4 separate regions of the Mus musculus genome follow, and regions 2, 3 and 4 are each linked to region 1. Evidence: chromatin loops called from intact Hi-C (ENCODE). Cell type or tissue: left cerebral cortex. All regions are shown on one strand.

Region 1 (8,000 bases):
TAGAAAGAAGCTTCATATTAGAAAATTTAGAAATGTGCAGTTTCAGTACTCCATCTTACTAGATCTTAATGTCTTTGGGTGAGAGCCTTAAAACTCTGATTTTTTTTCACCTTTTTTTAGTTCTAAGCTGAATACGAGCTCTTTCTAGTAATGCACCACAAGGAATCCACATGAGGACATATGTTCAGAGCCTCTTAGCACTACGAATTTCTTCCCTTCCAAATGGGCCTTCTGAGGAGGACTCCTTTAACCTAGGTGATTAGACAACTAGACCCAATTTGAGTCCCCTTACAAGAGGTGCCTGTTGAAGCAAAAGTCACATATATCTAAGCAAAGTCCCTCCATTTCTTCCTTATTCCTGAGTACAGAATGGAATTTGGGTCAACTCCTCAAAGACCAGGCATCCTAAGACCCTGTGTTGATGATTTAAATCTTAGAATTGCTTGGTATCCAGAGACACTACAGAAACCAGGAACCTTACAGTTTCAAAAACAGCAAGTGTTACCCTGTTACATAGACCTAAAGGACTTGAAGAAATGCTTTTCCAAATAGCGTTTTTGCATCCACCGAAGCTATAGTTCCACTATGAAGCCCTGTCTAGATGATGGCATGGAGTCTTTACTATTGCTTTCTTTCTTGCATAGGGAGACAATGTCACATAATTTGCCACTGTGTTTCCTGTAACCAACATATATACCCAGAAGTAACTCTATGGGCCACCTTCCCAAACATGACTGTCAAGCATTGGCCTAATCCATTTACACAGAACTCATGCGGGCCCCTTGAACACCTACATAGCCTATTGCTTTTATGAATTTCTTGCCTACAGTTAATTGTCAAGGTCAAACAAACGTGAAGATGGTTTAAAACATAACAGTCAAAAGTGAACAACATAACAGCTATGAAAGCCCTCCAGACCTGACCCAAGCCTCTGCAGACTGCCAAGGTCAGAGTGGCCTTCGTAATCCAAACGTTTTTTTCTAGATTACACTTCCACCCCTTATTTTGAAGGCTTTATTGTTTGTATTCATTATTATGATCAGAACCCCAAGTGCTGAAGTCTCTAATAGTCCCCAGGAAATAGCATATATCTTCTCTGTTCTAGGACCTGAAAAAGAAAAAAGGAGAAATAAAATTGGTTAGTGAAAAGCAGGTGTCCAACATAACTACTGCCTTATGATTGATAGAATCCAACCTAGAGACTGTAGCCTGGCGCGAGAGGTTTATCACTGTTCCTACAGCAGGATCCCAGAACCGTAGAAGATGTATCCATATGTTTACAAGAGTGAAGGTTTTCCCTGACACCAAGTAAAACCAAGTGCTTCTTTACAAATGTATCAATCACCTAAGATATTGCCTCTCTCCGGAGGCAGAACGACTAAGAGGAAGGAAGAGACTCTATTCAGTGAAATGCCATTGTCATGAAAACAAGAGTAAGGAAAATAAGTATCCCTTTAACATTTAACCCAGCATGGAAAGCCATTGCTTGAAATAACTCCCTAGAACTTAAGATGCCTCTGCCTAGAACACTGCTCAGCAAACTTGGATCTTCAGCACGCAGCAACGTGTTTGCCATACATGGATCTATTAACATGTCACATTTTAAAAGGTACATGGCCATGTTAAGGCCTGAAAATTAACCCATAGAGATTCCTAAGAATGGAGAGAAGTAAGAATAATAAAACAGGCAGTCTCAACAGAGAAGATTACTATTCAAAGGTAAGTCTGTCACGATGACATGATTTTGAGGTTCTGACACTTAGTTGCTACTCAGTGTGATCAACTGTCAATCACCTAGAAGCCTTGGGCACAATTTTATCATGTGCCAAAAAGGAGAGTAGTAGAGATCCTTGGGAAATAGAACTGAACAAACGCTGTTCCAGTTTTTATGTGTCAATATATGACAAGACAGAAGAAGCAGAAGTGGACAGGAGCAAGGAATATACAAAGTCAACATGAACGAGGAATGAGGAGGAAAAGAAGCCAGAGGAAAGGAGAGTGTGAAATGAAGCAGCGTCCATACCACTTTAGACCTGAGCTAAAGCATAAAAGAGAACCATTAAAGGACTTGTTTTTGTAAAGGTTGTAAATAACCCAGAAGTTCTAGTTTGAGTTCTATTGCATGGATGAATTCGTTCTGACCAAAGGCAATCTGAAGATGAAACAATTTTTTGGCTTCCAGAGAGAAGTCAAGGCAGGAACTCAAGCACAATCCAAGGAGGAACATTGTTCACTAGTTTGCTTTCTCAGGCTTGCTCAGCTTGTTCTCTTATACTGCACAACTGCCTAGTAATGTCACCCACAGTAGGTTGTGTCTTCTCACACCAAAAAGAAATTAAGAAAGTGTCCGAGGGTTGGAAATTTAGGTCATTGGTAAAGTGCTTGCCAGGGTCCTGGGTTTAATCCTCCAGCTTGGGGATTGTTATAGAAGAGTCAGAGGAAGGTTTGTGGGCCCAAAGGAGATAGGAGCTCCTCAGGAAGACCAACAGAGTCAACTAAACTTGGACCTTTGTAACTCTCAAACATGGATCATATATGGGCTGAGACTGGGCCTAGCCTCCCCTGCATGGATGTAGCAGATGTACTGTTTGGTCTTCATGAGGACTCAGAACAACTGGAGCAGGGGTTATCCCATAAGCTGTTGGCTGTCTGTGTGATATGTTCTTCTAGCTAGGCTGCCTTATCTGCCTTCAGTGGGAGAGGGTGCACTTACTCCTGCAGAGACTTGATGTGCCAGAATGTGGGGATACCCAGGAAGTCCTCCACCCTCTAAGAGGACAAGGGGGGAGAATTGTTGGAGGGGGTGATCAGGAGGAGGGGCAGTGAGTGGGATGTTTAGTTAAAAAAAAAAAAAACGCCCATAGGTATGCTTACAGGCCAGTAATATATAGGAAATACCTTTATGTTTTTGTTTTCTCAGGTGTGTCAAGTTGACAACCTCCACTAACACACCAGCTGACCACTTCAGAATGTCTTGTCCTAGCCCATGCTAATGTTGGTGATGCATGTGTAGAAATATATATCTCCAATGAGGATATTCTTAAGAGAAAGAAAACAAACATTGTTAAAATTATTGAATGACAACAGGCAACCTGAAATTCCTTGGCAAACTGGGGTTTTTGGTCCTCACAAATGCCCAAGTTCTGCAACCTTCAGTTCCTATTGTCTCTGACAAACCCTTTCACTAGATGCAAGAGGCCATATTCTGTCTGAACATAGTGAAGCCATAAAAGCCAGTCCAAAGATAACTCAGCTCAAACAATTTTCTTTCACTCCATAATACCTTAGGCGCATATCATAAGTCGAAAAAAAATCCAATAGTGCATAGAAATAAATAGCTCGATTGTGTAAAACTCCTTTCACCTGAACTTCTCAATATATGAACTTTCCCATTAGTTTCATGTCACAGGGATGTTCAACTTATTTTAAGCTATGTTGAATAAGTCAGTTTGTTTTTAAAAATGTTTTAGAAATGTAAAATTGCCCTAGAATCACTTCTTATAACTAGTTCTCCATGTCTAATAGTTGAGGAGCAAGGCTATTGCATATGGACTCATCCTCTCCTTAGTGCAACTTTGGTTCATACTAGGATCAGAAATAAATTAAACTAAAAAATATATAATTTAATGTTGGCCATTTTAAGTAAACTATTAAAGATAAAATGTCAGACTCTGATTTATTCGTATTGCCTGTGTGTAATGAGTATATCTACCAATAGTTGTGTACTCCACCATGGAAAACATGTCCCTGATACAATCAATATTGAATCTAAAAGGCAGTAGCTTACTGCACAAAAAGTATCATTTAACCAATGCATATAGAACACAACATGTGAATGTACTCAAAATTATATATATATATATATATATATATATATATATATATAAAACATAGAACTTTAGTTTCCAATTTTTATTCTCAGTATTTTAAGAACTCTGTATCATAAATGGTGCTAATTTTTTAAATTTAAAACAGAAGACTGGTGCTTCTCAAAATTTAGTTTACATAGAAATCAATAGCCTTGTTAGATTCAAATTTTAGTTTCCTAGTGATAGGTAATGATCCTAGCACTTATATAAAGTTCCCAAGTGACTCCAGGAAGTCACTTGGAAGGCCAAGACAATAGAACACTGGCTGTCTAAGGTTACCCCTCAGCATCATTTGAAAAGATTTAACCAACATTATCTCCATCTCCTATTCCACAGATTCCAGTTAAACTCGTCTGGATGTCAGAAATTTTTAAACTTTTCTGATAGTACAATGTGTATCTAATTTTGAAATATACTGCAACAGTGATATTCCACGTCTTGGATTTATTTTATATTGTTTTATTGCAGATGGTTCTTATAACTGTTAGGTTGTGGGTAGTGTATGAGGACATTAGCCTTTGAATTATAAGTCAGTCTTGAGAATATGATTGCTGTTACAACGGCGGTTTCCTCTTTAATATCCCAACGTACAAAAACATAGTCATGTAGTCCTGTTCCCCAATTGGTTCTTAATCTGTCAGTAAAGAAACCATGGGTCAATTCCTGGGTGGAAGGAATAGGAAGGACTTCTGGGTCCCTGGAGGAAAAGAGACAGAAACAAGGGAGGAAAGGAGAGTACACCAAACTTCTGATGGAGATAAGTTGTGAGATCTTGGATAGAGCAGTGGCCTGTGGCTGCTCCTACAGGCAGTTGGTCTGGGATATAACTGAGCAACTAAATTTAAGGCTGGCGGAAGGTGCAGAGATAAGAATATTGATAACGGCAAGCTTTTCGAGACCATAGATAATAGTGCCCAGCACTTGTGTCAAAAGGCAAGTTGAAAAGGAACTCTGTGTGTGTGTGTGTGTGTGTGTGTGTGTGTGTGTGTGTGTGTGTGTGTGTGTGTGTGTTTTATCCATGGATTCAAGGGAATCCATGTGGAGGCTGGTAGCACAGGCCATTCTGGGAGCTTAGGTGGTGTGGCAAAAGCTACATGCAACATAGTCACACTCAGCTCCCACATACAATATGCTTTCTTTGAGTAAAATTTCCATAATACAGTAGGGAGTTTACATGTTCACTGGGAGCTGAGGCCAGAACTATCTGTAAAAGGCTCATATTGTCAGAGTTCCTGTGCATCACAAATACAAAGAGATCATTTACAGTTCTCAACTGATATTTAGATAAAATCGGTTATTCAGATACTCATAAGGCAAAGTGCATTTCTTTTTCTTGCTATAATTCAGTGTTGAGCTTAATCTTTTTGGGGCCCAAGTATGAAACAAAGAGATAGCATTGAGTGTTCCCCATAATCTCTACTAGTTGTAAAATTCTAAGTAGTTCTCCTTTCTTTCACCTTCCTCCTCCTATGTATCACTGTCGTTAAAAATATCAATGTCACTGTCCTGCTTAGTATTTTTTTGTCTACTTGTCAAAAGGTAGAGTCATTTGGAAAAAGAAAAACCTCAATTCAGAAAATGTTCCCATCAGATTGGCCTGTGGGCAAGCTTGCTTTCTGGTCACTCATCAGTTGTTACCTCTACATTACTGTTGTGAGTGCTTGTCCTGACTATCTCTAATGATGGCCCATGATTTCAAAGGGTAAGCCAAATGAACCTGTGGGGTTTTGTTGTTGTTTTTGTTGTTTTGATTTTTTGTTTTGTTTTGTTTTGTAGGCTGAGAAGTTTCTGGTCATAGTGTTTAATAAACAGCAATAGAAGGGCTAACTAAGACAATCTTTATGTCCAGTGTTTTCCTGTGGATCAGTAGTTCTCAAAGCCTCGGGTATATCAAAATAATAAGACCTACTACAAGATTCAGAGCCTTATCCTCAGACTTGGGGATGTAGTAGTCACCGGGTAGAGCTAGGAAATTTAGATTTCTAGCAAGTTTCCAGCTGATGGTGGTGATGATAATGTTCGAGTTTACATGAGGGAAAGTATTATTTAAAGCATTTACAAAAGCAGTTAAAAGTAATTAGGATTGTGGGAGGAAGAACTGAACTCCAAAAACAATAGATATTTGCACAGAAAGTATGTTGCCTAATAGATACCATGCGCCTTCATAATCATGTTTCCAGAAAATTCTACCTAACCCACCTCACAGATGAACCTACTTGGAAAATAATTTCATTGTTTGCTAGTTTTTCTTTTTCTACTTTTCTATTTTCTTTTTATTGGTTATTTTATTTAGTTACATTTCAGATGTCCCCCTTCCTGGTCTCCCCTACACAAGCTCCCCATCCCATCTCCCCTCCCCTTTGTCTCTAATAAGAGTGTGCTTCTCCACCCATCCACCCACTCCAGCCTCACCACTCTAAAATCTCCCTATGCTAAGGCATCAAGCCTCCACAGGACCAAGGGCCATTGATGCCAGATAAAGTCATCCTTTGTTACATATTCAGCTGGAGCCATGGGTCACGATTTGGTTGGTGGTTTAGCCCCTGGGAGCTCTTGGAAGGCCCCATTAGTTGATATTGTTGTTCTTTCTATGGGGTTGCAGTCCCCTTCAGCTCCTTTGCTACTATGTGCATTCAGTTTGGTAGCAGTAACAAAGCAGGCTGCAAGAACCAACCTTTTCTCAATTTGATGAACTATTCATTGCAAAGCAGCAGAAAGCATAAGCAACTGACCAAATGACTGTATAGGCAAAATCAATCCAACAGCACTATTCTAACTTTTTTTAAAAAAGGCTTTGTCATACATTACCTTCAGAAAGCAAGGGATGGGATCCAAAATTAGTCCAACTCCTCCTTAATGTGTATTCTACACACTACTTAGACACATGTTATCTGACCATAAAAATCTTTACATTAAGACCCTTGTGTGTTCAACTTTCATCTTTGAATTTTGCCTTTATATAGGAAAGGTGAGGGGATAGATTTTAGCTATTGGAAAGCATGCATTCTTTACAGCATGTATCATTGAGAAGATATTTTAAGAACCAATAAGTTCATTGTTCCCAGAAAAATTATTACTTCACGCTGACTTATAAAATAGAATATATTCACACACATACATAGATACAGTCTCCATGCATTCACATTTAGAGGTGCATTATGAAACTACAGGTATGTACATTCTTGTGAATGCATTTAACTGTCCTTCGAAGAAAGGAAAGCATGGTTTTTTTAAAGTGAGATATTCACGGGCCTTGCTTCTGTTTTCTCCAACAGAACATGTTTGTGCATATTTCTGGGCTTCCCAGCAACACCCCAGGAACTGAGTCAGCACCCATCTGACAGCTACAACTGTGTTTGCACAGGAACTCTTTCCACACCATGTGTGGGAACTTCCACCCTATTTTAAGATCAGTGTTGGTAACATTCCTCATTAGACCACTGCAATCAGCACTGTCTCTCTTTGAGAAAAAAAAAACATGATTTGAAAAAGATCATAAAATCTTCAAAATGGTTTAGAAGACAGATAAAAAGGTGTGTGTGCGTGGGGAGATGGCTTGAGTCATTTCTTCTTTGTAAAAGAGGATATTAAAAGGTTCACCCTAAAGCTTCATCGATGCCTTGGAGAGTTCTTTCTGTACTCCTACTCTATAGTTATGAATTTGAGTATTCCATACTTCCACCGTGGGCATTTTTTCAGCAACTTTATATGAAGAAGAGTGGTTTTTTTTTAAGTTTTGTTGTCATGGTAACCCTATATTCAGGTTGGAAAGCTTTATTGAATGTTTTTGAGTATTTCTCCATCACAGCTTTAATTTAATAGATTTTGATGCTCAAATGTGTAAATATATCACTTTGTCTCTAATAGTGTTGTGTGGCACAACATAGGCATACACAAATATACCCGTACACAAATGCTGTTTAAATGTTTGGGTATCTACAGGGAAGGGTTTTGTTAACTATGGCACTTTGTTCTTTTCCTGTCTTACTTTTAGAACTTAAGGTATTTATCTTATAAAAAAGAAAGGAAGGTATACGGATGCCACCTCAGATACAGAAAAATACATGGCCTCCTATTTGACCTCAAAACAGTACCACAATGTGTTTCTGGAAAGGCCATAATTTTTCCCAT
Region 2 (8,000 bases), 440 kb after region 1:
TGATATTCTCTGTGATGTCAAAGTCATAATTAGTCTCTTTACATTTAAAGTCAACCCCTTATATCCTAACCACTGTGTTGGCCAATATGACTTCCATTACAACAGTACGCAAATGGTGCAGACTTTAGAGGAAGGAAGCTGAGCTGGAGAATGTGACCAGTACTAAGATGTCATGTGTTAGTGATCAGGAGTGAGTAGAACTGAATGTTAGAGAAACCGATGTTTAGAGACTCCAATGAAACTAGGAAAAGGAACCATTCTGAGAGAACCATCAAGGCAAGCAGCAAACTCATCAAGATCTTCTCCCAATGTACCCCCATGGGATGATATCCATCACCTTCAAGGTCCACACTAAGTAGTCCCAGAAACTTTAAAACTAATTTTGTCAAGATCCTGTCAATGAACCCATCACACTAAACAAGCTAGGGGAATTGATATGCAAGACTGGAAAATGTTGTATTTTCTCACAATGAGAAATCAATATCAAAAGGAGGGGGGAAGGGAGTGCTAAACTCCATTTAATCACTCTTTTATGACCCTGTACAGAGAAGTTTCACAGATGGTTAGTTAGAATGTACTTAAAAACAAGCAATTGGGAAAAGCTAATTCAAATTTGGTTAAATAATAAAAAAAGAAGATTAGACTGACTTATATAACTCAAAAGATTTTTGTAGGGAGGCTTGAGGCAAGACTTGATCCAGCATCACCAAAAATTAAATTGCGATCCATCTATTGCCTCTATTTCTCCATTGCACTGGCACCCTCTTACTTTTTGTGGCTGCAATTCAATAAGATGAGAAAGACTTCTGCCTAATTACCAAATAAAAGTCCTAAACTTGAGTTTGATTGAACCAACTTAAGTATTCACTGTCCTAGTGTCATTTCTCTTGCTGTATGAAATGCCCTGATGATAGAGAGTTTGTTACACATCACAGTTCCATAGAATTCATGACTGTGGAGAATCCAAGGCTGAGAAACTTGAGAGTCACATCACATCCAGTCAGGAACAGACAGAAATGAATGCATGCATGCTTCTAGTGCTTATCTTACTTTCTACATCTACATACTCCAGCAACCAGAAACCAGAAAGCAAGTGAATGGTGGTCTCTATAGTAGTCTGAGTCTTCCCATATCAATGAACATAATCAAGACAGTCCCTGAGAGACATGCCCATAGGCTAACATGATCTGGATATCCCCCATTAAGACTTTTTCCAAGCCAGATGGTGGTGGCACATGACTTTAATGTGGCATGTGACATGGTGGCATTTGAGAGACAGAGGTATGAGGATCTCATGAGTTGGAGACCAAACTAGTCTACAGAGTGTGTTCCAGGACACTGGGAGTGGGGGTGGGGGGGTTGTGGGGACAGTCTCTTCCCAGATAATTTTATGTCATGTTTTCTGTCATGTTGACTATTAAGATTAGCAGGCAACCTTGTGAAATAGGAGGTTGGGGGTCAGGTGACCCCCTAGAATGCACCAGAGATCTGGGAGATGAGAGACTCTCATGATTCAAAGGGAGGGACCTTAGATGAAATGCCTGACAGTGGGGAGAGAGAACTTATAGAGTCTACCTCCCAGCAGGAAGACAGGACATCAAGTGAGGGATGGGGTTGCCATCCCACAGTCACATCTCTGACCCATAATTGTTCCTCTCTGAAAGAATTACAGGGATGGCAATGGAGAGGAGCCTGAGGGAAAAAAGATCTAGCAACAGTCCCAAAGTGGGATCCAGCTCAAGGGGAGGTCCCAAGGCCTGACACTATTACCGAGGCTATAGAGCACTCACAAAAAGGGACCTATCATGACTGTCCTCCGAAAGACCCAACAAACAGCTGCAAGAGTCAGATGCAGATATTTGCACCCAACCAATGGACAGAAGTAGCTGACCCCTGTTGTTGAATTAGGGAAGGCTGAAAGAAGCTGAGGAGAAAGGTGACCCTGTAGGAGGATCAGCAGTCTCAATTAATCTGGAGCCCCGAGATCTCTCAAACACTGAACCACCAAACAGACAGCATACACCAGTTCATATGAGGCCCCCAACACACATACAGTAGAGGACTGCTGGGTCTGTGTTCATTCAGAGATGATGCACCTAACCGTCAAGAGACTGGAGGCTCCAGGAAGTTTAGAGGTCAGATGGGGTAGGGGTGGGGACATCCACATGGAGATGGGGATGGGGGTGGGAAGGAGGTATGGTATGTGGAACAGTCGGAAGGTGGGGGGGGGGGCAAAATATGGAGTGTAAAAAAAAGACCCAGCTATACCACTCCTGGGCATATTTCCAAAAGATGTTCCATCACACCACAAAGACATTTACTCCACTATGTTCACAGCAGCTTTATTTGTAGTAGCCAGAAACTGGAAACAACCCATGCCCCTCAACTGAAGAGTGGATAAAGAAATATGGCCCATTTACACAATGAATATATATGGTAACTCAGACTGAAAAGGACATGCATGGTATGTACTCACTTATAAGTGGATATTAGCCATAATGTACAGGATACCTATGCTACAATCCACAGACCCAAATAAGCTAAATAACAAGGAGGACCCAAGGAAGGATGCTTGAATCTCACTCAGAAGGGGAAATAAAATTATCATTAAAGTTTGATGGTGGGAGGGAACTGGATGGGAGAGGGGATAGGGAGTGGAAGGGGGGGATCAGATGTAGGGAGAGTCAGTGAGAGAGAGCCAAGAGAGTATATGGAAATAGTGGGTGTGGGAGGTACCTCTAGGACATGCCAGAAACTTGGGATGGGGTGGGCTCCAGGAAATCTATAAGGGTGACTCTAGCTGAGCCTGCTAGCAATTATGGAGTTATGGAGCCTGAAGTGGCCACTTCCTGTAGCCAGACAGAACTCCCACTGGAAGGATAAGGACACCAATCCACCCATAAAACTATCGACCCAAAAATTGGTCCTGCTTACAAGAAGTACAGGGACAAGGATGTCAGAGATACTGGGGGAATTATCACCCAACAACTGGTCCAACTTGAGATCCATCCCATAGGCAAAAACTGAACCCTGACACTATTAATAATACTCTGTTATGCCTGCAGACAGAAGACTAGGATAACTGTCCTCTGAAAGGCCCCTCCCAGCAGCTGACTGAAACAGATCCAGAGACCACAGCCAAACATTGGACAGAGTCTGCGAAGTCTTGTGGAAGAGTTGAGAGAAGAAATTGAGGAACCCTGAGGGGATAGGAACTCCACAAGACCAACAGAGTCAACTAATCTGGACCAGAGGCTTCCAATGAAAGAACATACAAGGGCTAGACCTAAGCACCCTGCACATACACAGCAGACATGCAGCTTGGTCCTCCAACAACTGGAGTAGGGGCTTACCCTGACTCTGTTGGCCGCCTGTGGATCCTGTCTCCCTAATTGGATTATCTTGGCTGGACTCAGTGGGAGAGGAAATATCTAGTCCTGCAGTGACTTGAGGTGTCAGGGTGGGTAGGCATCCAGGAGGGACTTCATCTTTCTCAGAGATGAAGGGGAGAGAGGGAAATGGAGGAGCTGGGGGGGCGGGGAGAAAGGAGGGGAGCCTGTACAGTAAATTAATTAATGAAGTAAAACAAAACAAAAAGAAAAAAAACTGATTTCTCTTCTCTCATTAGTTATCAGTTGCAAGTAATTTCTTGTAGGGATGTGACTTTGTATCCACTTCCATCCTTTGTGCTGGGATTTTTTTTTTTTTCTGGCTTGAATTTATGAAGGTCTTGTGCGTGTTGTCACATTCTCTGTGAGTTTATTTCTGTATCAGCCCTGTTGTGTCTGGAAGATGCTGTTCCTTGGAGTCATCCACCATCTCTGGCTCTGAAATTTTCCACCTCCACTTCTGCATAAATTCCTGAGCTTTGAGGGCAGAGGTGTGATAAAGCTATCCCACTAAGGGCTGAGTCACTCTTTACACATTGTCTAGTTGTAGGTCTTAAATCCTATCTATTTCAAGAAGCTTCTCTGATAAGGGTTGAACAATACAATGATCTATGGGTTATTAGAAGTCATTAATATGTTATTAGAAGTCACTTTATTTTTATATTCCTGTAGCAGAATAAAAATAGCAGGTTTCCTCTGGGGTCCATGACCTATCTAGCTTCAGGTTCCTGGCCTTATTTACAGTGTCAGGTCCATCTCATGAAGAAAGCCTTAAATCCAATAAAAAAAATTGTTAGTTACTTAGTTACTGTTCTATTACTGTGAAGAGACATTATAAACAAGATAACTTACAAAAGAAAGTATTTAATTGGGGCCTTACAGTTTCAGAGGGCTAGTCCATGAACATCATGGTGAGGAACATGGCAGCAGGCTGGCACTAGAGAAATAACTGAGAACTCAAGTTGATCCACAAGTATCAGGTAGAGAGAGATAGACTAAGCTTGGTTTGGACTTTAGAAACCTCAAAGCCCACTCCCAGGGACATACCTTCTTCAATAAGACGACACCTCCAAATTCTTCCCAGTTTCACTAGCTGGGAACCAAGTATTCAAACATACAAGCCTATAAAAGGCATTCTCATGCAAGCCCATAACATTTGTGTACTGTTACACCAGTGGGCCTACACTGCAGGCAGGTCACTATTGTAGGTAGCAGGGTTCATGGCATGGTGAAACTGATGTTACTCTTCTCCTTGATAGCACAGATAGTACTTTCCAGCACTATAGATGCTAGTCCGCAGGAACAAAGCCTCTGGCTGAGCACCAGCTCAGTTTCTCTATGTTGGATAACATCAGCATGTGGCATCTTTAGGAACTGGGTCTTAGTGTCAAGTTGCAGAGGGTAACTAATAATTGGCAATGGCCTATAATGTTTGAGGAGGGATCTGTGGGACCCACTTGGACAAAGACTCAAAACAATTTTAACTTGTTCCTGGTGCTGAGAGTTTCATTTGGTAGCATATGATGTCTAGTTGGGACACTGTCTCTCCCAGTATGTGGTAACTTAAATACCTCTTGCTTCTATAGTAGTAGGTTTGAACTGGTTTTCTAAAACAGCATTTAGTGTTAGTTACCCTCACCATAATCTTTCTAGTTGACATTTGCACCAACAGTATATATAGGTTCCTTTTTCTGGTTTCCACACCATTTCTGATTTATCAACATACATTGAAACTGAAAATAAAAAGACAAATCTGAATGAACCCACTGAATGAAATTTTTTTGAAAAGTCTATTACTTAGAGAAAGTGGAATAGAGATGGCTGAGAGCTGTGGGCAGAAAACAGTGCCAATTATTGCTAAATAGGTATAGACTTTAAGTTGTTATAATATGAAATAAGTTGGTGATTATATAAAAACATAAATGTACTGAATATGCTGAAATGCCCATTTGAAATATGAAAATTTTTATATATTTTAATACATATTTTACCATATTTTAATAAATGAATAAATGGGTAGGTTGTGAACCTCAAAGTTGCTAAGTGTCTCTACTCTAAAGTGTTATGCACCTACTGTGAAGTGAAATTGTGAAATAGAAATAATTTTGTTGTGCTGCAAAGTGACAGCATCAAACAATGCTACACAAAGAAGATATGTGTCAACACTTTAAGGAACAAGATGTATGATGATGATCATAATCTCCACTCCTTCACCATCCAAGGGTCAAGCTGGGGATGTATGCTTAAACCAGCACAGTTGAATGCTACAAAAATTATACTGCATGAGGGACCAATAATAACCTTCCACTCATACATTCATAGCTGGGACATTAAGAGATCTCCTGACCTAGTTGTTTTGAAAAACAGGACACAGTTTTCCAATATGGTGAAGCAATTATTCTCAATTCTGAGAAGTTTGCATAAGAACAGTGGTGCCAAATAGCAGAAGTTCAGACTTTCTGCAGGACCAACTCATTGGACTACTTGAGTGAACGCCGCTAGAGGTGGCCAGTGAATATGTGTATTTGTCTCTCTTCATAATCTTTTATCCAAATGCTTGGAGGAAGCCTCACTGTAGTCCCCAAGTACTGACCAAAAGCATTGATCATATTTCCGAGGAAACTAATAGGACAGAGAAAAGATATCCTTAGTAGCTATAGCAACATTCCGAGGCCTGGAAAAGAGCCAGTGGTAGTACAGACAGTGGAGGATGAAGCAAGCGCACATCTACCAAGGGTGAGTACCTGATGAGAAAGATGAGCCCACAAAACTGCAACCAGGCTTCAGTCTTCTGAGCTTAAGGGGCAGTGCTCCATACTGTTCTGTATCATGTTGGCTTTGATTTCTCTGCACTCTGTGACTCTGATGTGTCTGATCCTTGAACTCTAAAACTCAAAGGATGTGGCTCAACAGTAACTATAGCTAGTTCCTCAAAAGAACACTTCCTTTACTTCTTAGCAACTATTGTAAAGTGAATTGTCATAGTCTGTCTTGAGATTACCATTTCCTAAAGAAGAGAACAAGTCCTTTATATGCACGATGTTGACTAATGAGTTCGTGTTTTGAAGTTGATGGTGAGTACAAAGCTTAGTATGCACATTCTTATGTTGGTCATGTATCAGTACTGGTGTGGTATCTTTAGTGCTGGAGACTAGTTAAGTATAGGACATAGCTGTAACATGTATATAAGTGTATAAGATCCTCCAACCCTTAGAACACCAACATCTTGATGATGATTTCAAATTTACAAAGGAGGACTTTGAGAATTAAGAGTTTACTTAAAACTGCCCAAGATCAAATGGCTGAGAAATAGTACAGCGTGAGTCAAGTTGAAATCTGTCAGATAAAAACACAAACAAGAGTTGAGGGTGCAGTTCAGATGGTAAAGTATTATCCTGGCATGCACAACTTCTTATATTCAACCCCTGGATCTACATAAAACTGAATGACATGATGGTGCACCCAGAACATGAAACCAGAAGGATCAGGAGTTCAAGACCAGTTTTAGCTATAAAGCTGCAGAGGCTAGCCTGGGCTACATAAGACTGTTTTTTTCTTTTTTAATTTATTTTTAGGGATCATAGTTTTAAGGAGACTATGTACCCTTTTTTGGACCAGTAAAGTTTTCATATATTTCCCATATTTTGAATACTTCTCCAGGAAGCATCCAGACAAAGAATGTTGGAAACACATGTATTTTACACTTCAGTGTAACTAGATAGCTATAACATGCCTGCCCCAAACTTGAATATCAACACAGAGACTTATATTTATTTATTGTGGTGGTTTGAATATGCTTGGCCCAGGGAGTGGCACTATCAGAAGGTGTGCCCTTGTTGGAAGAAGTGTGTCACTGTGAGGCTGGGAAATGAGACCTTCCTCCTAACCACATGGGACCCAGTTTTCTCCTAGTGGCTTTCAGACGAAGATGTAGAACTCTCAGCTGCTTCTGCACCATGCCTGCCTGGATGCTACCAGGCTTCTGCCTTCATGATACTGGACTGAACCTCTGAACCCAAAAGCCAGATCCAATTAAATGATGTCCTTGTAGAGTTGCCTTGGTCACGGTGTCTGTTCACAGTAGTAAAACCCCAACTAAGACATTTTCATTAAGCTTTAGGCCTTAGCTTAATCTTGTTCCCAACTGGCTTTTATAACTTATATTAGTCTGTTTACACTAATCTATATTCTGCTACATAGCACATTATCTCTGTCTCTAGCCTCGGCACTTACTTCTCTTCCTCCTCCTTATCTGGCTGGATATGAAAACTTCACTGGTCCAAAAAAGATACCTAGTCTCCTATGAAATCTCCTGCCTTTCACTCTTCCCCAGCATTCCTGTCTCTTCTGGAAGCCCTGACTATTTTCTCCTCCTTTGCTATAGGCTATCAGCTTCTTATTAAACCAATCAGAAGGTGAGATAGGGAACGTTTACAAAATACCCAGGCAAGGCATGATCCAATATCTGCCATCAGCATTTGAATAATACAAAGACAACCCTTACAGTGCAGAACTTTTCCCAACTGATAGCAAAACTTTCACTAGCACTTTGATGATATCCACTGTGACTATGGCAGCCTATCTTCCCAGAATAATTAAATAATAAGGAAA
Region 3 (8,000 bases), 340 kb after region 1:
GATTGATCATCCCCACTGGGAATTTTGGTCTTTCAGTCTCTGGTTCAGTAAGAGAGCTACAACCAGGATTCCGAGATGGTGAGTGGGTAGGGAACAAGAAACTTCGGCCACAGTTGCACAGCAGATGTTCAGAAGTTTCAGGGTGGTGAGGGACCTGGGGGAAGGCGCAGAGCAGCAGCATGAGGTACAGTGTGATAAATGAAGCTGTCTTTTTCCCATTACAGGAACATAGCAAGTTTCAAGAAACAAATCAGAAACCTGGAATGATTAATTGTGTGGTCTACAATGAGTCTTGTAGTGTTTGTCTATGAATCCCTTTGCTCTACAGAACAGACAAACCAGGTTTATAGAAACACTGGGCTAGGACGAGCCTCTGAAATTCATGGTCGCCCAGTTCAAAAAGAGTGAACAATAATTTTGTTTTCAGTGAGCTATAGGCAGGAAATGAGCTGTAGTGAAATAAAAAATGCCTATAAAGGAAAAAAATGAAAGAATCTTTTTAACACCAAGCCTTGTGAGTTCCACCCTACCTGTTGATTTGCTTCCTCTATTCATAGACCTGCTTGTTACAATGAGAAATCAAACACTTTCAGGAAATATTCACATCAATATAATGTAACCCAACTCACATATTCGGCTGAACTTTCAAGCACAATGATGTTTTGGCTAAACACTGTACTCAACAGCACAGATTTTAAGTGTGTAGGATCCAATCCCATTGCTTTCCACTTTCTTCCTTAACAGTGTTGGGTAAGGTAGCTTTGTGTTTTTCTAATTGTCCTGCTTATTATAAGGCTAAGAATATTTATTACTTAAACCTGTATTGAAGACTAAAGGAGATAGGGACATCAGATTCCTGAAGCCACCACAAAAAGTAGATATTGATAAAGAAGGTGGAAAGGCAGATTTCTGTGGTTTTTCTTTACGCTATTAAAAATACCACAACAAAACTGTCTACAGACAAATGACTGATTCATTTGCATATAGTTGGTGATCCTCACCTAATACTGATGAGGTACACTAGTTTTTAGCTTGCTAATTATGTTCAATCATAGAAACAATCAATAGGGCTTGGTCTAAAGACCTATATTCAAATAACAGCTCCATTGTTTACAAAGTACAATTCTGGAAATATTATTTACTCTTTCTATGCCTCATCTATTTCTTTTTTAAGTGAGAAAAAAAAATCTCATTTCAGGGTTGTGAGAAAATGGCATGATACAGGTGCCAAGAATGTAGTGCATGTCTATACCAAGGGATAATTGACATCACAGCACATATAAACTTTAAAGTACAAGGCTGCTCTCCATTTTAAATGTTCCCTAATTTTTTACACCAAGCAAAACACCCTTTATGCAAATTAATTTAAATATTTTAAATTGTTGTGGTTTAGCCATATTTCTTAATTTTGAGCAAAACTAAATGACCAGCCACCGTCTCAGAAAGGCTTTAGAGAATATATCATCTAAAACAGATTAATGTAGATGTAAATATTTGCAAGATATCAAGAGAAAAGTGAAGCTTCTTTTAGTCAAATCAGAAGGAAGAAGAAACAATCAGGTTCAAATTCACTGAAATCAAAGGGGGGGGAGAACACAGCTATGTAAAACAATATATAAGTCAAGTGCTTCCAAATTTACATTTAAAAAAAAAGATCGGCACAGTAAATGTCTCTAGTGTTTCTAGTCTCTAAAATACCAAGGAGTTTCATTTCCTGAAGTTGCTGTAGGCTTCTGTTACTAGCAGGGAGCTGCCAGTATTTCTGAAAGCAGAAGATATATTTATATAGACTGTCATTCCTATTTCTAAAGGACTTTAAACTCGTAGAGCCCTGCGCTGGGTTCTCTGAATCAGACACTAAGACAAAGATGCTGCACGTGCAGTTTATTACAGAAGAAGTGTTCCCGGGAAGATGGAAAAACTCTCTGAAAAGGGAGAGAGAGAGAGAGAGAGAGAGAGAGAGAGAGAGAGAGAGAGAGATCAAAGAAAGAAGATCAGCAAGAAATGCTTGTCCCAATAAGGCTTTGCCTACTGCTCGAGAGAACTTGGGGGATTAATTACACTTCAGAGTTGTCCCAAGAAGAAGCAAGAGATGGGAGAGATAGGAGCTCCCTACAGCTGTATGTTGTAGTCACTGGGGATGTGAAGTGCCAGTTATGTCCTACTCTCTTGAACAATCCTCCCAAGAATAGTGTCAGATGCTGTCCCCTCAGAAAGAGAAGCCTATGGATATTTGAGAGAAACACACAGGAAAAGGAGTAGGTGACTTCTCGTGAAATAGAGAAAGAGAAGAGAGAAAGAACCTCAAACATGGCTAGCTTTTCTCTCACCTCTGCCAAAGTCAGTTGTTTCTTGTGTTGTGTGTTGTGTTCCAGTTTTTCTATTTGGGTGTTATGCACACAAAACATAAGTTAGGTATCCACTCTCCTCCAACAGTATTAGCACAAGTATGAGCTAGGATAGCATAAATTCAATAAGAAACAAGATATTTAAAATTTTAATGTTATTCAGTTTCATTGAAAGTGTGCATGTAGGCAAATCACTGTGGAGGATTGGTGCTATTTCATGAATTTTAGACAGAATTAAAGTTTACTCGTGTAATTGTAGTTTCCCAGATTAGCTGCCTCTGCATACACTTTTACTAGGCAACTATATAGATTTCTTTTTTTAGTTTTTTTCTATTATTTTACTTTAACTCTATTTACTAAAATGGAATTGTATGCCCATTGTAACAAAAAGGAATAAAATTGTAACTGTATTTTACGCCTTTCATTCCAGGTCTCTAGTTACTCATTTTTATTTTGTTTGCTAATACGGCCAGGCTAGGCCAGGTTGGACACTGTACTACTTAGTCAGGCACCACCGTTACTTTAAGAAACCCTGCTCTATGCCCTGTCCTGCCTCCCTGATGTCCAAGAGAGGGGGGAAGTCAGGCTACTAGATGAAGGTAAATATGAACCCAACCTGCTCCAGTAATAACAACACTACAATAGTTAACATTCCTGTCTGAAGCATGGAGGCACAGTTGCCAGTGGGACATGAAGTCAGCTTCACCAATTTAAAAACCTAAGATAAGTTTGCCTTTGTTCTGCAAAATGATTACAACAAGGTTTCTTCTCAGGACTAAAAGCAAACTAAACATGAAGAAGTAGGGCTGCCATCTTGTGGTGAAATCCACCAGCATCAGGACCAGCATCAGCACCAGCATCAGGTCCAGCGCTGCCTTGAGCCAGCCAACCCCTGAAAGCAAGCCTATAAACCACCAGGCTTGTGGGTGTTTTTCAAAAGTCAAACACTCCTTTTTATTCATACATAAGAAAATCACCTCATGCCTGCTCCATCTTCCCTCCTCACAGAGCCCTGCTAGTGGATTGGACTTAAAGACTCCTGGATAATCACAGGGCATAAAGATTCCACCTGCTCCTGGCTGGAGGGAACCTTTTGCAAAGCTGAGCTCTTTTTTTCCCCCTTCCACATGGGCTGTTTTTCTCCATCCCTCACCTGTCACAGAAAGTGGATGCAGCAAAAAGAAGCCTGGGGCCAGCCCAGGATTAGCTTCATCTTGTGCAACAAATGGCTGGTGTGTGCAGAGGGCTTTTAAGGCAAGTGCTGCCACAAAGAGGCCTGGTTTTTTGAGAAAATTATGGTTGGGAGGAATTTGGGAAGTCATCTGTCACTTGTTTCCGAGAAGAACCAGGCTAAGCAGCTGCACATAAGAATGTCCGTTCTTCTCCCATCGTTCTGACTGCTCCTGGGGATTGGATTCAGTGTGTGACAACTCTTATGCAGAAATACGCCCTCATATTCAACATATGTTTCAACCTCAGCTTCATCAGGTTTGAATGATAAATGCACTCATGCTTTCTCGTTGGATTTTTAATTTTGGGGAAAGTATTATCTTCAGTGACTGTATTGTAATTTGACCTGTTACTGGGATAAAATACCATGACCAAAGCAACTGAAAAAGAGGGGGGTGTATTTTAGCTCACACTTCAAGGATGCAGCCATGGGAGGGAAGTCAGGGCAGCAGGTCACAGTGTATCCACAGCTAAGAAGCAGAGAGAAATAAAGGCGTACTATGTTCAACCAGCTTGCTCCTTTTTATTTAGCACAGGACTGATACTGACCACATCTAGGCTGGGTCAGTTCATCTCTATTAACCTAAATAGATAAACCTTACAGGCACATCCATAAGGCTGTCTCTTCAGTGACTAGATTAGTCAATTCGGTGATATTAATTTCTATAGTAACGACACATGCAACTCAATTACCCTGAGAATAAGTAAAAAGGTAAAGGAAAAAGATTCAACCACATAACTTGGATCCCATCTAGGCTCCGGGCACACCTAGATTCCAGGCTAAAATGATGCCACTAGATACACATCTTTTCCTCTGTCTCTTAGTTTCACGTCCTTTTTACCTGTGTTTATGTTAAGGACATGCACAATGAAACAATATTCAGCAGCTGGGTTCACATTTGTGTTTCTAGCACTTTGGACTTAAAAATAGCATTGTGTGTTTACTCAAGAAAAGTCTTAGGAGAATTCTCCTGGTTGGCTCCATTTGCATTAGTTGTCAGAAGCCAGCATGATAAAAGTTCTCCAGGCAGAGACTAGAGGAGGAAGAGGAGCTCATGATGTGAGGTTCCAAGCCCTCTAAGAGAAGCTGGACATACTGTGGGCTGTGTGCTTGGACTGAGTTCAATATAAAAGCTGCATCTTGTGCACTGCTCCTCTGTTCCCATAGACCACAGCCTGGTCTAGTTTTTGACCTTTGGGTCCATGCCAGGTCATTCTGGGATTCCCAGTGATCCACTGATTCCCCATCTAAGTACCAACATGATGAACAGACATGAAGACCCCATCCAGACTTTTTACATCTTTAAGCATAAGTGAGAACTGAATCAGCCAAAGCTTAGCCCTTGATGTCGCATGAACCTGGAGGAACAGGTGTGAGGCTGGGGAAGTAACAGTCCCATTGGCCCCGCCCTCTGCTTTGTGCTTCAGCCTCGGCAGAAGGGAGATTGTATGAGGGAAATGTTAACAATGATAAATGAGATACCAAAAGAAATGCCATGCCTAGGATCTACACATATGTTTGCTCTTCCCTGTCTAAGAAAATTTAAGTAAGTTGTGATATGTACCTTTATCCCAACACTCAGGAAGCAGAGGCAGGTAGAGGATCTGCCTAAGTTTGAAGCCAGCCTAGTCTACTTAATGAGCTCCATGACAGCTGGGGCTACATAGGAAGACCCTGTCTCAAACAAAGGGAGGGAATATTGGGCCCCATTTTGGCTCTGGTTTGGCCTTGAGGCCAAACCCGAGCCTGGCTAGAGTTTCTGCGGCCTTGTGGGAAAGCCTAAGCCTGGCTCGAGTTTTGAGACCTGTCTCAGTCACTTCCATATCAGGGTGACTCAGCAAGACCTGTTTGGCCCTGCCTCTGCCTGCCATTGCTGATATAGAGCTTTGCCATTGGCCCTGTCAGTCACTCCATACCCTCCATCACCCTTCCCCATATCCCACGTCATCTTACCCCACCAAAACTCCCCCTACCCATGTTCTAAACTTATATAAGCGAGAGGCTGATGCCATAAAGTTGAGTTCATGCTTCGACAAGACTAGGTGGGTTTCTTTTGGGCCACAGATACTCGCCATCCTGTTCAGCCCGGGAGACCCCAATGGGACCAGGACCTTTCTCCTATCGCCTGGACCTGCTGGCAAGAAGCTGGCAAGGGAAGAGGGAGGAGAGAGATGGAGATGGAAGTGAAGGAAAGAGAGAGAAGAAGAAAGAGAAATAATTTTTTAAAAATCAGTAGGCAAAACTCTGTATTAAAATGTTAACAATGGATTTTATATTTCTATTGTCCTTTTACAAATAAGGCCAAATTCTTAGTACCCCAGAAAGAGCAAGATCCCCAAAGCCTAGTTCAGCCATTGGGACCAAGTGTCACCCAGGGCTTTCTGTGAGGTTCAGGGACAGACCCAGTCCTGCCATCAACCATTACCCTGCCATGCATCACAACAGGGCTGAAGAGAAAGGTGGGGCAAATGAACTTGTAGTAAGAGGTGACTTCCTCCCCAAAGCCACAGAGTAAAAGCATCCAGAGACTGGAGACAGCCCCACCGACCCTCATTCTCTGTCCCCCAAGAGGTCTAGGAGAACATTTCCCTAATACCACAGAAGCTGTATACTAGCTAAGGAAGAGGACCTAATGCACCTTTATATATATATATGTATATACACACACATATATGTCTGTATATTTATTTTTGTATATATGTGTGTATATATGCATACCCATTGCATTAGAGCTGTTGCTACTAAATTCAAAACGCTTTGTTTCCTATAACAGTAAGTAGGCAGATTTTGTAAAGACACCTATAGACAACTTTAAGTAACAATTTCTAAAGAAGATATGAAGAGGCTCCAATGAGTTCAACCCAGAGAAACCTTCCAGAAAGGTTCTCCAGAAACCACAGAAGCTAGTGAAAAAAAAAAATAGTTCATTCATTTAGAAATTTTCGGTTTATTTTCCTACAGAGTTCTCTCTGAATTCTTGAAAATTTTGTCATTACCTAAATCTATTCTAGAAACTGCTTTTAGCTCCAGAAATGCTGGAAATATCAAGGGAGGACTTTAGTCCCTTAATGATGACCATGACATCAGAGGCCACCACCATCACCTTGGACTCTAGAACTCTCTGATTCAAGGTGTTTGGAGACCATCACTCTCCCACTAGTATCTCATTGGGGCAATCAAGAGGCCTCTACTTGGGGATAATGAGGTGCCCAACAGATAAAAAGCCTTGCTGTGCAAACCTGGCAATCTCAATCTTGAATTGTATCCCCAGAACCCAGGTAATGGTAGGAGGGGAGAACCAGCTCCTGAGAGTGGTCCTCGGACCTCCACACACACGCCCTGCTGTGTGCACACCTGCACTCTCTCACACACAACACACACAGAGACATAGTCTGAAAGGTCTTTTTTAAAAGAGCATCATGCTTCCCATACTTTCTCTGTCCTGAGCAGGAATGCCAATAGATCTCTCAGTAAAAGAAACTCTTTATCACTGAAGAACTGATTTATCATTTATCTAAATTCCAACTCCTCAAACAAATGCATAGTTTTTTGTCTGACCATAACCAAATTAGTGGAAGTGCATGTTAGGAACATTTCATTTCAAGGTTTTGAAAGACAGGAAACATTGTTGCACCTGTATTAACCAGTCTGCCATATAATAATAAACGAGGAATACTTGTTCCTTCAACATAACAGAAATGCACTGAGATAGCTCAGCAGGCAAAGATTTGTCTACTGCCAAATCTGAAGACCTGAATTTAAACCTCAGAATCGTGTGGATTGAGAGAACTGCCCTCCACATGCTTTCTTCTGACTCCCACATGAGTACCCACAATCCACACAAGAGAAATAAATCAGCAAAATGGTTTTTTAAAAAGAAAAACATACCTGAAGGCAAAAGAACTATGAGTCTTCGTTGCCTACCACCCTTCCCACATAGAAAATTGCATCCCACTGGACCCCTGCTTAAACGTTCCTAAAGCTTCTCCCATAATACACACAGTGAGACCCAAACTCTTCTTAGGGCCTGCAGACCCTTATCTAAAAGTAGATTTACTTTTAGAGCACTTACCAACAACTTGTTTTGCTTAATACTATTCCACTATACTGAATTTTCAGTGCCAAGAAAAATGTCTAGATCATAGGCAAGAATAAGGAACACTGAAAGGAAGAAGGAAGAAATGGGAGCCACTTTTCCCCCCCAAAACAAACAATTCCCTCTCTCATTTGGGAATGGCCTGCCTAAGTTTTCATGCATATTTTTTATTGTGCTACTTCCTGGACCAAAAATATAAAATAAATATCATTTTATATAATTATTTGTTGAATAGATGTGGTGGGTAGATGGTTAGATGGGTGGTGGGTTTGTTTGTTTGTTTGCTTGTGTGGTTTTTCCTCTGTCTGTAATGATTCACAAAACT
Region 4 (8,000 bases), 500 kb after region 1:
AGAGGCTAAAAGGAGAACTAAAGTCAAGGCCAGCCTGGGCTACATACCATAACTCTGCTTCCTATAATTAAAAACATATGGCATTATGCTTCCAAAATTCTTGACAATTTACCTTTTTTATAATGTAGAAAATTCTTATACTTCAAATGATTAAAAAAAACTAATAAACTATACAAACTGTACTTTCCATCATTTCATTCAACTCTTAAGCAAAGAAGGAGATGAATTACAAAGTGGGAGGTGGGGCCAGGAAGACAATGCTTACCAAATAAGTATAAAGACCAAAGTCTGGATCATCAGAAACTATGTAAAAGCAAGGCTAACCTGGAGCCACTCTGGCAACCACACAGGCAACAGAGAGAGGCAATCTCCAGAACAAGCTGGCTGGCTCGTCTAGTCAATCAGTGAGCTAACTCCAGGTTCAACTGGAAGACCTTACCTCAGTAACTAAAGGTGGAAAGTGAGAGGATTAAACAAGACATCAACTCTGGGCCTCCATACTTGCATACACGGGTGCACACACACACACACACACACACACACACACACACACACATGCAAACACTGGTATACACATGTGACCACTCACATATGCATGCATACATGCACTGTGTATACAGAAATGCACATATACTATACAAAAAAAATTAAATAAACAGTAACTTCAGGGATCCTGAGCATGGTGGCATAAGCTGGTAATCGTAACATCTGGGAAGCTTAAGAAGTTAGATCTATATGAATATATGCCTGGTCTCTGTATGAATACAGAGAGTTCCAGGTTGAGCCAAGACAAAAATCTCAGAAATATAATAACAATTGTAATATTTTTAATGTAGGAAAATTCTGTTTAGTTCTGGTGATGATGCATTAAGAAAAAAAAAAAAACAACCCTCAAAGGCATGAGAAGGGTTTCTTTCTTTCGTTTTCTAGTGGTGAGAAGAAGTAAGATCTTGCCAATACAGGTCTTACACAACAGGCTGGCCTACACAACAATCTCTTCTCACTTGGCCAAACCTTTAAAGACATTGATTCACATTCAGAATCTGCATGACTGCTCTCTTGTTAAATCGGGGTAAGAACAAGAGTTGGGTAAAACAAGAGCTCTGAAGAAAAGGAATTAGAGCAGGTTTTTACTCATATTCTCTCTCTCTCTCTCTCTCTCTCTCTCTCTCTCTCGTGCTCCCAACTCCAGACTTCTTTGTACAACTTCCTTCTTGGTCTCCTGGGCTCTCTAACACTCACACCACAAACATATGTAGGCAGAATTAAGGCGTTCATTTGTCCATTCAGAGATTTCTGTGGCAGTATATACAAAGAAGATATTTCAAACTTACAGGCAACAAATGCTACTTCATTAGCTGATGACCCTTCTTCTCTTCCTGTCTTAGTAATAAATCCCTCTGGTAGCATCTGAGATAGGGTCAAACTAGTTAGCCCAGGTTGGACTGGAATTTATTCTCCTCCAGCCTCAGCCTGGTATTGGGATTACAGACATGCACTGTCTCAACTGATTCTCGAATGCCACTGTAGCTGGCAATTCAGGTCTTCATTATCTTTAATCCTAATCTCCCTTGACCTATTTTAGTTTCTCTCAATGCAGGACTACATTAGATCAATGATAACAAGAATCAGTTGGGTTTTTCTAACTACCATAATCTTAAGAATTGAAAGGACCTCACCAAGATTCACACTTAATTCTCTTGCTAAATAAAAAAATATTTTATATAACTTTAAAATGTTAGAAATACAAAATTAATAAGCCATTATCAATTATTTTCCTCCAGTTTTAAGGTATGACTGGCAAATAAAGGTGACATGATACACAGCATCGTATTTGCTGTACCTATGAATTATGGCATAATTAAATTAAACTAACCAATATCACACCCCATAAATATATTTGAGATCTGTTTACTCAGTCACTTTCAAGAGTCCAATCAACACACTGATATATATCCATGACGTTACACTGAAGAGCTACAGAAGTTAATCTAAGACTCCAACTGCTGCACCGACACCTTCCCTTTGTCTGGCTGTTAGAGAATCTGCTCCTCAACTGTGCGTTGTGACCCTTTTGGGGTTGGATTCCTGCACTTCAGATATTTACATTACAACTCATAGCAGTAATAAAATTACAGTTATCAAGTAGCAATAAAATAATTTCCTGGCTGGGGATCACCATACCATGAGGGCTGCAGCATTAGGAAGGTTGAGAACCACTGCTAGCATCTCTCCATTCTCTAGTCCCTGCAGTTCTTTGACAGTCTATAGCCTGTTAGCCTGTCTATAAAGGAAAATATTTTAATCACCCATACCAGCATGTATATTTTGTATTCTTATAAGCTGGTTTATACTACTAAAATTACATAAATACTGTGTAAATGAACATATATAATCAAAATGATTGAAAGAAAGAATTAAAACATAATTAGTTTATGCTACTGATTTCCTTTATAAATTGTGGCATTTGCCCATGTATCCCTGGAAATATGATCAGCATACATTGGTGGTCTGAATGGCTGAACGCTTATTTAACAATAAGAGCTCTTCTCACATAGCTTAACCACTGACATCTGCTCCTAGTAGAGCCTGCCCTACGTATTACTCCTATTCAAGCCTGCCTTTCCAATTCCTGAAGCTCTTATAAAAGCCTTATTTAACTTTTTTTTTTTTTCAGTGCTGGGGATCAAACCTAGAACCTTACATATGCTAGACTAGGGCTCTACTGCTGAGCCATACTCCTAGCATATCTAAGCAATCCTTAATGCTGGGTAGTATTCATTAACTCATGAATTCAAAGGCTAAACTATAGCTATGTAAGTCAACGAGCTAACTCTTAATGGTAAGATTTGAGCCTAACCAAGGCAAAAATCTCATGTACATATTTTATGTGCATATGCATAGCTCAAGTTTCATATGAAAAACATGAATAGGTAAGATTCCAAGTAAAATACAGCAAGTACCTTATTGACACTGATGAGCCAGTGAATATATTACAAAGAATCCTCAAACAGACTAAAGACTAAATTAAGCATCCTTTTTTTAATATAACAAAAAAATGTAGAGATAACAAAAAAAACCAAGTTTATATAGTTCGCTCTACAGCAAAACAAAGTAAGAAAACATATTAAACACTTTGCCCAAGTACAAAAAATGCAGCGGACACCACTAGTATTTACAAAAACTGACAATTTCAAAGACTTCAATATCAAAGTCAAACAGCCAAGCATTGCTTCAGTCTGCTGTACAACAGCGCCACCAGATGGTGGTTTATGCAATCTTCAATCAAGCACCTTGCATATAGGAACTTGGGGCAATCCAATGCATCGGCTGATGCCTCTAAAATCAGAAATAAAACTCCAAAGTTTTATCTAATGATAATATTGCCTACTCTGCCTTCATCCTTATGAGCAATACAAAACAAACTAATCACTTTTCTATTTAACAACTTTTCAAACTCTTATTAACCTAAATATCTAAACAACTTTCTCAAGTGTAATATAATTTCATTAACATTACAACTCTAAAAATGTGATGCAAACATAAATTTTAACTTAATTCTTAAGTTACAATAATTTGTAAGCTACACATTATCCCCAAGTCATAAATAATTTAAATACAAATCTGCATTTTAATATTGCTGAATGTTCTCATAAATAAGTCTGTAGGAAAATTAACTTATTACACAATAGAATAAATGGATTTTAAATTTTAAAACTGTTTCCTACACATTACCTTCAGCAAACAGAAATTTCCGTTTTTCAATCTATAGCACAAATGACCCATATTTTAAATTTAAATATACCATAACTATTTTAAAAGCAGCTCTAAGTCTTTCAACAGTACAATCACTGATATTCTGGCAAACCTTAAGGTCCGAAGCACACAACAAGCTTATGCATGAGTGGTTTAATTTTATTACCATGTGCATACTCATGTATACACATAAACACAGGTGTGGTTAAAAAAAACTATAACTAATATTGCTCATATAACTACCCTCTGTTTGAAAATGAATGATTTCTAAAACAAGAGTTTTAATTTTGTTAGCATTCCAATCAATCAAACAATATTATGCCCGCATCTAAATAATATTTTCATAGTTAAAGTAGATCTTTAGTTATTCGCATCAGTATGATAAAGGTTAGTGTATGAATTCCATATTCATCCTTAGCACTGCTAGTTTCAGACATGGTATTTCCCATCAGTACTTTACAAAGAAACATCACCTTAACTAACTGACAGTGGACACCTGAGTCCTCCCTGGATAACTACTCAAGTCATACTTGAGTCTTTTACAAATGAAAAAAAAAAAAAAGAATTGAAAGCAAATTTAAATAACATGTCTGTTCCATATAGAAACAATAGGTCATAATAAGAGTCATGCTGAAAGAGCAAACAGAAAATTCAGTGCTGCTTTATATTCTGGCCTACTTCACTTTAGGACTATTGTGAGCAGATTGGCTGTTATAGAAACAGTATTACATTTTCAGAGTTTTGAAAATTATAAATAGATAATAATTTGTTCATTTAGAATTTACCTGAAAGATATTCTGCATAAATAAAACTTCCAGATAATTCATTCTCATCTTACTAGGCAGCAAAGAATTTTATATTTTACTTATGAACATTTTCTTAAACAAACAAAAAATTTTACTTCTCTTTGTTTTAAGAGGCGTGGAACTGGATTGATTCAATGGTAGACCACTTGCCTAGCATACAGGAACTCCTTCTTGAGTTCCATCCTCATCCCCAGGAAAACAAAACTAACAGCAACATCAAAACCCCCTGAACATGTAACCACTTCCTACAGGTTAGCTATAATAGAGACAAACAGCTTACACAGCAGTCCTTTTAGGCTCCCACCTCACTTTTCTTATGTCTGTCTATTGACAACACTGTACTTCCCATGCTTATGTGGGAACCTCAGGGTAGTCTACAGGCTCCTAAATACAAAATGCATACATGTTCTGGCATATGGCTACTTGGGTCTTTTCTCTTCCTCTTGGCTTTTCCATAGCTGGTTTTTAAATGATTAAAGTTACTATACAAAACTTAAAACAAAATAGGCTATTGATCCTACAATGGAGTCTTTAAGAACTCTATATTTCTGAACATGGAGCCACAAAACATCTACCCTTAGAAAATTAGTCGTAGTGTAAATTGTGCAGTGCAGTTTCTGGCTTCTTTTCTACTGGAATCAGAATCAACCTGCCTCATTCTAGCCTTTTCTATTCTTCATACGATATTATTTTCCCCTAGATGATCCAGTAGCATACTCACATACACTGCTCAGTCAATACTAAGAACTTTAGGAACAAAGGAAAGTGATAAAGGCAGGCTGAGTGTGATAGTCATATGCCTACTCATAGCACTCCTGAGGCAGAGGCAAGAGAATCACAAGTTCAAAGCCAGCCTGGCTACAAAGTGGGATCTTGTCTCAAAATAACTTAAAAAAAAAAAAAAAAAAAGCCACAATCGCACTATGGTCTAATTATATGTGAAATATGGAGATGGTTAGATGATAATAATTATACTAACTGAAAACAATGTGTTTATGACTTGTATTTTTATGACAAAGAAATGCTGATGAACCAAATCTGTTTCTATCTGTGAGGATACTCAGTAGTCACAGCACAAATATATAATTTTCTCTGGCAACTTAAGAGCCTAATACAAGAGAATTTCTAAAAAGCATTGGAGAATTTCCAACAGCATCAAGAATATTAATAAACATGATTGCATTTTAAAAATCTAGATTATATATACGTTAGATATATATAACAAATTTAAAAATTATGTATTTTCTACTTTGTTATATCAATTATCAGTAACAACATGAAGCTTCAGTACTTCTGCCTAAAAGAAATAGAAACCTGCTTCTCTCTACTGGAAAGTTCCTACAGCTCAAGTTTTACAAAAAATTTCCTTAAGTCATCATTTTACAAATAGAAAAAAACATAAGATGACATTTGAACAATAAAAAAAATATATTACTTCCAACTTTTCCTAGTAAAGATGAGAATTTTTAAAGCATTTAAATAATCAGCCCCATTGATCTATATGGCTTAAATAAATTAATATTACTACTTTATATATACCAGATGGTTTATGTCAAATTGACTTAAAGAATTTCTTCTCTAAGGAAGAAAGAAAATAAGGGAAACTATCTTCTCACAGGGACTAGGGGTAGTTACCCTACAAAGTTATCATCTTTGTTGTTGCACATATAACTCAAAGGTACCCAACTAACTCACCTCTATTTTGCAACCTAAAACACATAATAGAAATCATGGAAATGAAACCATTCAAGATAGTAAAACCTTCTGGAGGCACCTGAAACCAATCACACAACACTCAGGTCACCAAGTAGCTAGGAAGATCATGGACAAATACAGCACTCCATTTCCCTCTCTGTAAAACAAGGTGAATTTTCAGACTGGAAATTTACCGTTGGTAAAAGCTATATAAAATTAAGTATTTGATCCATACCTTGTTTTGATTCCAAAACTTCTGGTTGTTTGTTCTCTCTCAGGGATGAAGTAGAATCTACACAGGTATCTTGCCTAAGCAATAAAAATAAAAACTTTTAAAATAGTATTCAATCATTTAATGCCCAAGTTCTTAGAATTATGTTAGGTGCCAGGGAGACACAATGAATTCCAAGCCCCAGGGTATAATTTAATACTAGGGAGACTCAGAACCAGGTAAACACGTGTCAGAAGAAGCAGTTATAAACTGGTACTTAATTTATACAATGTGCTTCTTTGTAAAATCAAGGGGAAAACCTAGGGGAACTTGGAGGCAATTTTTTTCTCCCAAAACTCAGTAGGGTAGCTGATAGAAGAAATCACAACTCACAGCAGTATCCAATAATTTTTCAGTTTTCACAGTTAAATGTAATGGGCATTTTAACATTCAAATTACTTTATATTCATCTAATTTCATACCTCAAATGCTTTGATGTCTACTATATATGGAAAATATATTTGATATGTAATATACATATGTAATCAATGTAAATAGATTAAATGTAAGAGCGTGCAAGAAGTTTGACTGCCCAACCCGCAGCAGAGCTGCATACAGTGCTATACCATCTCAGTGCTGATGAGACAAACACCTTTCAGCCATCAAGATGATGAAATCGGTGCATATTCAAGTGAGATAAGCAATGACCTTCTCAAATCAGATAACTATTTCCCTCTGAGAATTTTATCCTCTCCTAAAAGAAGTATTACAGGAACCATTTGGGAAATGTTGCTAGTCACAAACATATTTCATCCAGTTAACAGTAGCAAGTTTTTCAAGTAACCTAAGAATAAAATAGAATTGCAAATATTTCTTTGCCAAGTTTTTTCTTTATAATCAAGTACTTGGTAAAGTATATGTTTATTTTGTATTTTAAAAAATGACTAATACAAACCCAAACTCATGGACTATAAGATCATGTCTTTGGAGTCAGGCATGGTGATGCACATCAGTAATTCTACCACACAGGAAAAGGAAACAGAAATAGCAATATCTATCTTAAGAAACTCATTTGGCTTTGGTACTACCAATAATTTCTGTAAGATTTGTAGTTGCCCTGACTCTAATTTTTAATATTTATTTGCTATCTAATGTCTCCTACTCAGATTTTAATCTTTCATTTCACTACAATGGCTAGCATGTCCCAAGAAGGGCATCCAAACATTCTCCTTGCTAATCCAGGGACAAAATACAGAGCCTTGCTAGGAAGATTGTTAAAATGTTCTACCTCAAGCATCCCAGAAAACTCAGATAGTATATACTCCAAACACAGATCGGTATTAAAGAAAACATTGGCTTTTGTGTCCTCAAATGGCATGTAACTCTTTATCTACTACATGCATGTACCTAAACTCACAAAAGTGTACAATTTAACCAAACTATGACAGTATGTAAATTTTTGTGCTGTTAGATATCAGTTAAATTTAATTAATATTAATGTACCCCAAATTATCAGCAACAAAAAACAATAT

Evidence for each region. A loop is a pair of places that touch in the nucleus more often than their neighbours do. Peaks named below come from ENCODE experiments on the same cell type or tissue, not always from the same donor. Only the 100,000 strongest peaks of a DNase experiment are listed, where the experiment ranks them.
Region 2: it touches region 1 in a loop (11-fold over the local background); 2 of 42 quality-filtered maps call a loop at or near these places.
Region 3: it touches region 1 in a loop (4-fold over the local background); 3 of 42 quality-filtered maps call a loop at or near these places.
Region 4: a loop joins it to region 1, with 5 times the contacts of the local background. A loop is called at or near these places in 8 of 42 quality-filtered maps.

What each region holds. Positions count from the first base shown.
Region 1 is chr4:94,010,687-94,018,686 of GRCm38, forward strand. No RefSeq gene overlaps it. Among named protein-coding and RNA genes, the nearest start is that of Gm32035, 150 kb to the left of the region's middle. In left cerebral cortex, no CTCF peak of the experiment used is centred here; DNase peaks (open chromatin) are centred at 4,995 and 7,219; H3K27ac peaks cover 221 bases.
Region 2 is chr4:94,451,217-94,459,216 of GRCm38, forward strand. No RefSeq gene overlaps it. Among named protein-coding and RNA genes, the nearest start is that of Gm12648, 30 kb to the left of the region's middle. In left cerebral cortex, no CTCF peak of the experiment used is centred here; a DNase peak (open chromatin) is centred at 3,835; H3K27ac peaks cover 354 bases.
Region 3 is chr4:94,346,314-94,354,313 of GRCm38, forward strand. All of the region lies in intron 1 of Gm12648 (a long non-coding RNA gene), which reads right to left. Among named protein-coding and RNA genes, the nearest start is that of Gm12648, 75 kb to the right of the region's middle. In left cerebral cortex, a CTCF peak has its summit at 3,177 (motif pointing left); a DNase peak (open chromatin) is centred at 3,172.
Region 4 is chr4:94,514,570-94,522,569 of GRCm38, forward strand. It overlaps Caap1 (caspase activity and apoptosis inhibitor 1), which reads right to left. Exons shown (of 6, transcript NM_026368.2): 5 at 6,493-6,566. Among named protein-coding and RNA genes, the nearest start is that of Caap1, 38 kb to the right of the region's middle. In left cerebral cortex, a CTCF peak has its summit at 3,265 (motif pointing right); a DNase peak (open chromatin) is centred at 3,258.